Regions from separate parts of the Mus musculus genome. Here region 2 is linked to region 1. The links are chromatin loops, found by intact Hi-C in ENCODE. Cell type or tissue: heart. All regions are shown on one strand. Each heading gives the region's core, and the rest is flanking DNA. Links, peaks and the distances in the headings are about the cores only.

Region 1 (4,314 bases), core at 171-4,170:
GACCTACAACATCAAAGCATGCCAACATTAGAGATACTGCACATATGTTTGCCTGTGAATCCTGTGTCTATAGCATGAGGAGGCCGGAGGAGGCCATTAAGTCCCCTGTACCTGGAACTACAAGAGTTCTGAGCTGCTGTGTGTGTGCTGGGAATGGAAGCTAGGTCCTCTGCAAGAGCAGTCAGTGAGGTGAAACCACTTAGCCTCCTCTCCAACCCTGAATATTTTGAATATACTAAGTAATTTCTGTTGGGAGAAAACTTTTGTAAGACATTTCTATCCTTCCTTGCTTTTTTAAGGCATTTTCTGATTGGATTAATAGAAAGCAGAACAGCCAATAGGGAGACAGGAGGGGGTAGAAGAGACTTACATGGAGGAAGGAACTCTGGGAAGGACTCTGGGAAGGACTCAGATGTGTAGAGAATTCACCCACCAGGCATGGGGAAAGAACAGGTGTGGAGACTGAACACAAAGGAAAGACCTACTGTGGCCGAACATAGATTAGTAAAAATGGGTTAATAGGCGCCTCAGAGAAAAACGTTATAAATGGTGTCCAACGTGTGGGCACGTATATCCAAGGCTAGAGCCCGAGAAAAGTTCCAGACGGAACTTTTTCCGGCGGTAGAAATCCAAACTTAGGCATTGGGCAAGCCAGGCGTTAAAGAAGTGAAAGCGCCTGGGAAGGCGGGAGAACAGATGTGGCTTCCTAGCGACCCAGTCTCGCAGGCCAGTGCTCACAGTGTGGCTCCTTTAAGATGCCCCGCTGTGCAGCAAGTGGGCAGCCAAAGCAGGGTTAGGTTGCAAAAACTGCAGAGCAGGAGACAGTGTCCCTGGAACAAGCACTTCCCGGACAAAGGGCAGAGCCACAGTGTCTCTGGCTGGCTTAAGAATGCTCCCTGTGGGGCTGGAGAGATGGCTCAGTGGTTAAGAGCACCAACTGCTCTTCCAGAGGCCTTGAGTTCAAGTCTCAGCAACCACATGGTGGCTCACAACCATCTGTAATGGGATCTGATGCACTCTTCTGGTGTGTTTCTGAAGTCAGCTACGTGTAATCATAGAAATAACAATAAATAAAAAAAAAAAAAAAAAAAGAATGCTCTCTGTGAATGACTGCCCCTTCCGCGTCAGTAGTGGAGGCCGTAGGGCTAGACCCTTAAGGCTTGGCTCACGTGATCAGAGAATGGCTGCAGGTATGCAGAAAGTCAGGTCCAGACCAAGAATGCCTTTGAACAGGTACAGTATACTTGAAAATGTGCTTAGGTGCTGAAGAAAGAAGAAATTCGATGTAGTTTAAAAATAAAAAGTAGTTTAAAAATAAAAAGTAAAGTCTCCAAAGGAAGGTCAGAGAGCAATAGACATCTTTTGAAAGATGCATGGATGCCAGAGAAACTGAATATACAGTCATAGAATTGCTGAGTTTGAATATAAAAAGCAAAGTCTACGAAGGAAGAGAAAGAGAAACAAGTAAATAAAGATGTTTTGTACCCGGGCATGGTGGCGCGTGCCTTTGATCCCAGCACTTGGGAGGCAGAGGCAGGCGAATTTCTGAGTTCGAGGCCAGCCTGGTCTACAAAGTGAGTTCCAGGACAGCCAGGGATATACAGAGAAACCCTGTCTCGAGACAAACAAACAAAACAAAACAAAAACAAAATGGAAAACACGGGCTGGAGAGAGGTTCTGAGTTCAATTCCCAGCACCCATGTTGTGAACCACTATATATAATGGAATCCGATACCCTCTTTTGATGTGTCTGAAGACACCAACAGTATACTCACATATATAAAATAAAACTTAGCCAGGCAATGATGGTGCACGCCTTTAATCCCAGCACTTGGTAGACAGAGGCTGTCCTGGAACTCACTCTGTAGATCAGGCTCGAAAAACCAAAAATAAATAAATAAAATTTTAAAAAATTGAAAACACAATGAGAGAGGGCACCTGAACCCCATATAATTTTGTTTTGATTATAAGCATACAAATAATTGTATTCTGTAATGATCACAGTTCTTTTTATTATTAGTATGTATGTATGTATGTATGTATGTATGTATTTATTTGGTTTTTCTGGAGACAGGGTTTCTCTGTGTAGCCCTGGCTGTCCTGGAACTAACTCTGTAGACCAGGCTGGCCTCGAACTCAGAAATCCGCCTGCCTCTGCCTCCCGAGTGCTGGGATTAAAAGTGTGCACCACCACTCCCGGCTGATCACAGTTCTTTATAACCTCTCAGAAAATAAGAATAAGGCAGACTTAGATAAGGGAAGAACTGAGGAATAGATTACTAGATTAAAGGCCATGGAACAGAAATTATAGGCTTCTTTAAATCAGAGTAAAGCAGCTGATAAATCCAATCTAAAGCCTATGGTGCCACCTTGTGACAAGAATGCAGAATGGCAACCCATAGAGATGCAATATTCTGAAGTAAGAGTATAGATTATGTTTAATGATTCCAGCTTAGAGCAATGTCATCCAATAGCTTATATATTTCATTTTGTACAGTTTGTAGTCTTAAAGTATGTATATGTGTTACTACATCATACAATTGATTCCTATTCAGGATTTCAAGAGGCTTTTACCTAAAGCTCTAAAAAGGATGATTCTAAGATTGCACATTTATTAGAGTTGGTAGCTATCTTGTAGATTCCTTTGCAGATTGAAGCTGATGATGCCCTGGCATGTGTATCCATTAGAGTACAACAACTTTTTTAGACATAGTGGTTGTACTGGCTGGTTTTGTGTGTCTACTTGACATAGCTGGGGCTATCACAGAGAAAGGAGCTTCAGTTGGGGGGGGGATCTCCATGAGATCCAGCTGTGGGGCATTTTCTCAATTAGTGATCAAGGGGGGCCCTTGTGGGTGGTGCCATCCCTTGGCTGGAAGTCTTAGGTGCTACAAGAAAGCAAGCTGAACAAAGCAAGCCAGTAAGTAACATCCCTCCGTGGCCTCTGCATCAGCTCCTGCTTCCTGACCTGCTTGAGTTCCAGTCCTGACTTCCTTGGTGATGAACAGCAGTATGAAAGTGTAAGCTGAATAAACCCTTTCCTCCCCAACTTGCTTCTTGGTCATGATGTTTTGTCCAGGAATACAAACCCTGACTAAAGCCGGGCGTGGTGGCACACGCTTTAATCCCAGCGCTCAGGAGGCAGAGGCAGGCTCATTTCTGAGTTCGAGGCCAGCCTGGTCCACAAAGTGAGTTCCAGGACATCCAGGGCTATACAGAGAAACCCTGCCTCGAAAAAGAAAAAAAGAAAAAGAAGCCAGGCATGGTGGCACACGCCTTTAATCCCAGCACTTGAGAGGCAGAGGCAGGCGGATTTCTGAGTTCGAGGCCAGCCTGGTCTACAGGCTGGTCCAGGACAGCCAGGGCTATACAGAGAAACCCTGTCTCGAAAAACCAAAAAAAAAAAAAAAAAAGAAACCCTGACTAAGACAGTGGCTTAGAACATATTACAGATATATATTATAATCCTACTGGTGAGACAACTGTAAAAAAGTTCTAACTACAGCGTGAAGATGCTCATAGAACAAGAGCAGAATATGAGATCTACCAGAGACAGATTAAATAATACTTTATTGACTTCAAAAATTTTAAATGACAATGAGTCAGGTAGCACAGCTATTGAAAAAAACTCTGGATTTTAGAAAGAACTGTTGCGTTAAATCAGCCTATATATGTTATAACCTCAGACTGGGAAGTCAGGAAATGTGTTGCATTATGGGAGAGCTTATGCCTTTGTTTCAACAGAAAATGAAAAGCTGTGGACTCCTTCAAAATGAATAAAGATCAGATTAGACTGGGGTGGGAAGAGACCTCCTGAAAATCTTGACTGCAAACAGGAAGAAACCCAAAAGAATGAACAAGGGATGGATGGGGATGCTGCTCCCTCTGCACGGGGACAGCCCTGAGACTGCTGAGACGTGCAGGTCTATACAAGGCCAATAAACTTTCTTGGTGACAGTCATCAGGACTTGCATGCCATCCCTCCATATGGCATAGATGGAGATTTATATTAAAGTGTGGCTGTACAGACTTACAAAGTCTGATGCCTTTCATCTGAACCATCTTTAGCTGACTTGTGCACAAAGAACATTCCATACATGTGTTAATGCAGAGATGTATATTATCTAAAAGCTTCTGCTTTCAGAGCAAAAGGACGAGACACCAATGAAGACAAGTAGCTCAGGTGATCCAGCCTCACATGCTGTTTCCTCAAAAATTTACAGCCAGGGGCTGGTGAGATGGCTCAGTGGGTAAGAGCACCCGACTGCTCTTCCGAAGGTCTGGAGTTCAAATCCCAGCAACCACATGGTGGCT
Region 2 (4,314 bases), core at 159-4,158, 200 kb before region 1:
TGAAACGTGCCTCTAGCCTCTTGCCTGTCATAGCTAAGATGACCTTAGAGATCCTGTGTGCCACCTCTCTGGTTAATAGAGAAAGTGACCAGAGCCCCATACAGTCATCTTTCTGTGTACTCACTGCTGTTCCCCTCCTGAATAGGTGGGCTCACCTTCATGTTTCCTTGTCTTCTATGAACATTTGTTCCCTCATAAATTATTAACAAATAAGCAAGGCACTCATTTAACACACACAGTACTGATGATGGAAGCTAGGAGGCCCCAATTCCATGCTTGCTTGCATGTGTGTGTGTGTGTGTGTGTGTATGTGTGTGTGTGTGTGTGTGTTATGGTGTGGTATGTATATGTCTGTGTGTGTTTTTGAGATAGGGTCTTTCTAATGTAGCTCAGACTGGTCTTTAACTCTTAAGATGTGTGGGCTGTAGCTCTCCCTCAATGGGGACCAGGGCAGGTATGTTGGGTGGTGTATATACAATTTCACTGAGGGACACTTAGGTGGGAAATGAGTGGCATGGTGAGGCTCTAACCAGCTGCCAAGTCAGGGAGATGGCCGCCAGCTAAGCCCAAAGAGGTTTGGCAAACCCAAGCTGGCTCTGTGGCAGGTTCCTAAAATGGGTCTCCTTGATGTCCCCCATCTGTCCTGAGGCTGCTCTGTGTGGAGAGGATGGACAGCTGTGCTTTCAGAGGTGCCAGCCACAGCTTCTGTTGGGAGCCACAACCCCTGTGTTCTTGGCTCTGACCTTCATTCTGAGCATCTCTGTGGATACTCAGCTGTGGATTTACCATCCAAATGTCCCTGCCCAGTCGGTGCCATGATTCCAAGCCCTGGAAATGACAGTCCTCCATCTCTCCTGATCTCCCCCCTAGTATTTTATTTGACTATAGATGTCTGTCCTGCCGTGGGTCCCATCTCTTCATCCTGTAGCCTGGAGAAACCCTTAGCCTTCCACCCAGGCCCTGCCAGCAGCCCTGTCATAACTCCTTCCATGCATCTCAGCAGTGGGAATAAGATACAGGGCGTCTGTCCCTCGGGTACAAGTGGCGAAACAGAGCCCCAGGGAGGTTGCTGACTTGTCCTGGACATTTAGTAAATTTGCACAAACAACCATTGGTTTTGGGTTTTAGGGGGTTTGTTCTTTTGTTTGTTTGGTTTTAGTTTTTGTTTGTTGTTTTGGGTTTTGTTTTTCTATTTTTTCCTTCTGTGAGCCTTTGGCCCTAACCTTCCTCACTGCCATGAAGGCTGCCCGCCCTCTGCTTAGGTGGAAGGTGACAGGATGCGGGGAAGCTGTGCTACCTGAGCACTGGCACACTAGCACAGGCAGCGATGTGGTCCTTTGTAGCCTCTTGACCCATCTTCTAATGGAAAGAGTCGTGAGTCTACAAGGAAGGACAGAACAGAATAGCCCAGACTGTGTAGACATGCAATGGGTCAGAGGACGCCAGTCTAAGGGTTCCCTGGCTTGTGGCCTAAAACTGTGGCTCTAGGAAGTGACATGGAGGGAGGCAGTGCATTCGTTCTTAGAGATGTTTTGGGGGTGGGCTGGCTTGAAGCTCTGAGGAGCATCTTCACCTTCTCCTGGCTCCCTTTCATTCTCTGCCATCATGGAGGTAAGGCTTCAATGCTAAGGCCCTTCCCCCCTTTCCCCTGCTTCTCCTCCCACCTCAGCCTCTCACAGCCTTCAGTTTGGAAGCTGCTACAGAAGATAAGTGCATAGCTCCAACGTGCCCTGGCTTGTTCCTTGTCTTCCAGGGTCACCCCAATTACTATTCTGCTTCTGTAGAGTGGACAGCAGAGCACAGAGGCTACCTCCCTTCTGTATCCAGCCATAGAGGAACTGGGGTGTCAGGCTCAGGGCTTGCCACCCTGGACACATTGATCTGGGCACAGCACCACCTGCAGGTCAGGGGCAGAATTGTACACAGGGCCTGTGTACAACCTGTCTACTTGGATCATACAGGCCTTCCATTTCTTGACACTCCCAGAACGTTAGAAAGGAAAAAGAGTGTATGAGTTGCATGTTTCAAATATTTACTTGGAGCAGAGTAACGCATTTCACACTCTGGTAGCAGTGTGACCACACTGTTCACAAGCTAGCAGAAACTGAAACGAAAACAAGCCCACAGTGCACCAGAGGCTGGGCACAAGTTTACGTTTTTAATGGATATGGCTCTCTTAATTTTGTATTTGATTGGCTTATTTGGGGCAGCAGCACATGCTGGGGCACATGTGTCAAGGTCAGAGGATAACCTGAAGGGGTTGGTTCTCTCCTCTCATCACGTGATCCTGGGAATCAAACTCTGGCCGTCAGGCATGGCCATCGGCACCTTGATGCAATAAGCCATGTCTTCATCCTTGAGCCAGTCGGTTTTGCATCTGCCTGGTTTTTACGACTATATTAGCATCCTTTGGGAGAAGGTACAGAGGTTCCTGGCTTGCCAACAGAGCCTCTGCGCCTGGCTGGTTGGGGGTTCTTTACCAACGTGTGGACCATGGTGGGAATGTCAAGTTCAGCTGGGAAGCTCAGCTCCCTGGATGGACCTGTGAGATGACAGTGGGGTCTGGGCTTGGACAGCATGGCCAGTTAGCTCCGGCCCACACACTGCCCCCTGGTGGTCATCATGGACATGGGCCACATTGGTCCGGAAGAGTTTCTTAAGCATGACTCAGGGATCCCTGAGACCCTCAGAGATCTCCAAAATCAAAACTGTTTTCCACAGTCTAAGCCTCTTGGCCTCTTTCACACACATGGAAACTGGAAAGTACTCAGATGTGGCTTCAGAAGCTGTGCTGGAACTAGTTTTTAAGATAGTGCCATCTGTTGAGTTTTGGTGCAGAAAAACACACACCATTATCTGGGCAAGCTATTAGAATACTCCTCCGCCTTCCATCCATCCTCCACATCCGTGAGAGCCTGGACCCCTTCCATGTATTCACTGGAACAGCATCTCCAAAGGTCGAAAGAAAAGTCAGACAAGAACGCCCAGCTGTCTTCAGTTAACTCCCAAAGCAAATTGCAAAATCATAAAAACAATCCCGGGCCTCACATTGTCTTTGTTTTGAAAACACGTGTTTTTCTCATAAAAAATATAAATTATGTGAATACCTAATAGGCCTAGTATCTGTAATGGGGGTTTTTAGATTTCTCAGCAAAATATCAATAGCTATAACTCATATATTTTGGAATGCTCCCAATTGTCTTTCTCACCGTATGTGTAAGATGGTGATCCTATGTATGGCACATATGTGGTCAGAGGACAACTTGGGAGTTGGGTCTCTTCATCCACCTTGGAAATTTCTTGGAAATGAACTTGGATTGTAGGCTTGCAGAGGAAGCACTTTACCTGCCAAGCCATCTGCCAACCCAAAAAGATTTTTTAATAACATCTAATGAGCTGGAACCCACATATTGTTAGCATCACCCCTATCTAATTCCAGAATATTTCCATCAGTTCATAAAGAAACCCTAAAGCCATTAGCTGTCACTGTCGTCCTGTGCCTATTAATGGCCATTAGTCTACCTCTGTGGCTTTGCCATTCTGGACATCTCTATAGGCAGCACCAGATCATACGTGATCTTCTGTACAAGCTTGGCTTCTTCTCTTAGTGTAACATTTGGGCTATTGGGAATAACAGTGACTTAAGAATATTTGTACCCATGTCTATGAGGACGTATGTTTTAGTCCTCTTGTGGTTGGTACTTAGGACAACTGAGTTTCCGAGCCATATGGCAAGTATGTGGTTAACATTTTGAGAGAATAGCAAACAAATTTCCAGCCTCAATGTTTTTTTTTTTTAATTTCATGTATATGTGTGTTTTGCTTATGTGGATCTATGTGCATTTATGCAGTCCCTATGGAGACCAGAAGAGGGCACCAGAACCCCTGGGACTGGAATTACAGGTGTCTGTAAACCACCTTGTGGGTGCTGGGAATCAAACCTGGGTCCTCTGGAAGAGCAGCCAATGCTTTTAATCACTGAACCACATCACCAGCTTTCTCCATCAATATTCTTTTGTAGAATATAAAGAGGCTCTGAATTTTCAATCCACTGGACTGGATTGGATGAAATCAAAGGCTATCCTTATGCATACTGACCCAAGTCTCTTTTTCTTCTCAACACATGCACACACTCACACACGCATGCACACACTCACACACACACACACACGCACACATGCACTCCATTTAGGAGGCACAAGCAGCGCCTTTGTAATAGGCAGCCTGAGTTAGCCCTTGGCTCAGTAACACACAGAAAGCCAGCTAAGCTGCACTACTTACGTTGAGCCATCAGGTTCTAAAGAAGGTTCCTTC

The links. Peaks named below come from ENCODE experiments on the same cell type or tissue, not always from the same donor. Only the 100,000 strongest peaks of a DNase experiment are listed, where the experiment ranks them.
Region 2: it touches region 1 in a loop (2.4-fold over the local background); 18 of 42 quality-filtered maps call a loop at or near these places.

Annotation. Positions count from the first base shown.
Region 1 is chr11:75,712,205-75,716,518 of GRCm38, reverse strand. No RefSeq gene overlaps it. Among named protein-coding and RNA genes, the nearest start is that of Ywhae, 19 kb to the left of the region's middle. In heart, for the core only: a CTCF peak has its summit at 2,384 (motif pointing left); no DNase peak of the experiment used is centred there; H3K4me3 peaks cover 429 bases.
Region 2 is chr11:75,911,738-75,916,051 of GRCm38, reverse strand. It overlaps a transcript of Rph3al not described here. Among named protein-coding and RNA genes, the nearest start is that of Rph3al, 2.8 kb to the right of the region's middle. In heart, for the core only: CTCF peaks have their summits at 1,903 (motif pointing left), 2,632 (motif pointing left) and 3,869 (motif pointing right); DNase peaks (open chromatin) are centred at 1,901, 2,631 and 2,911.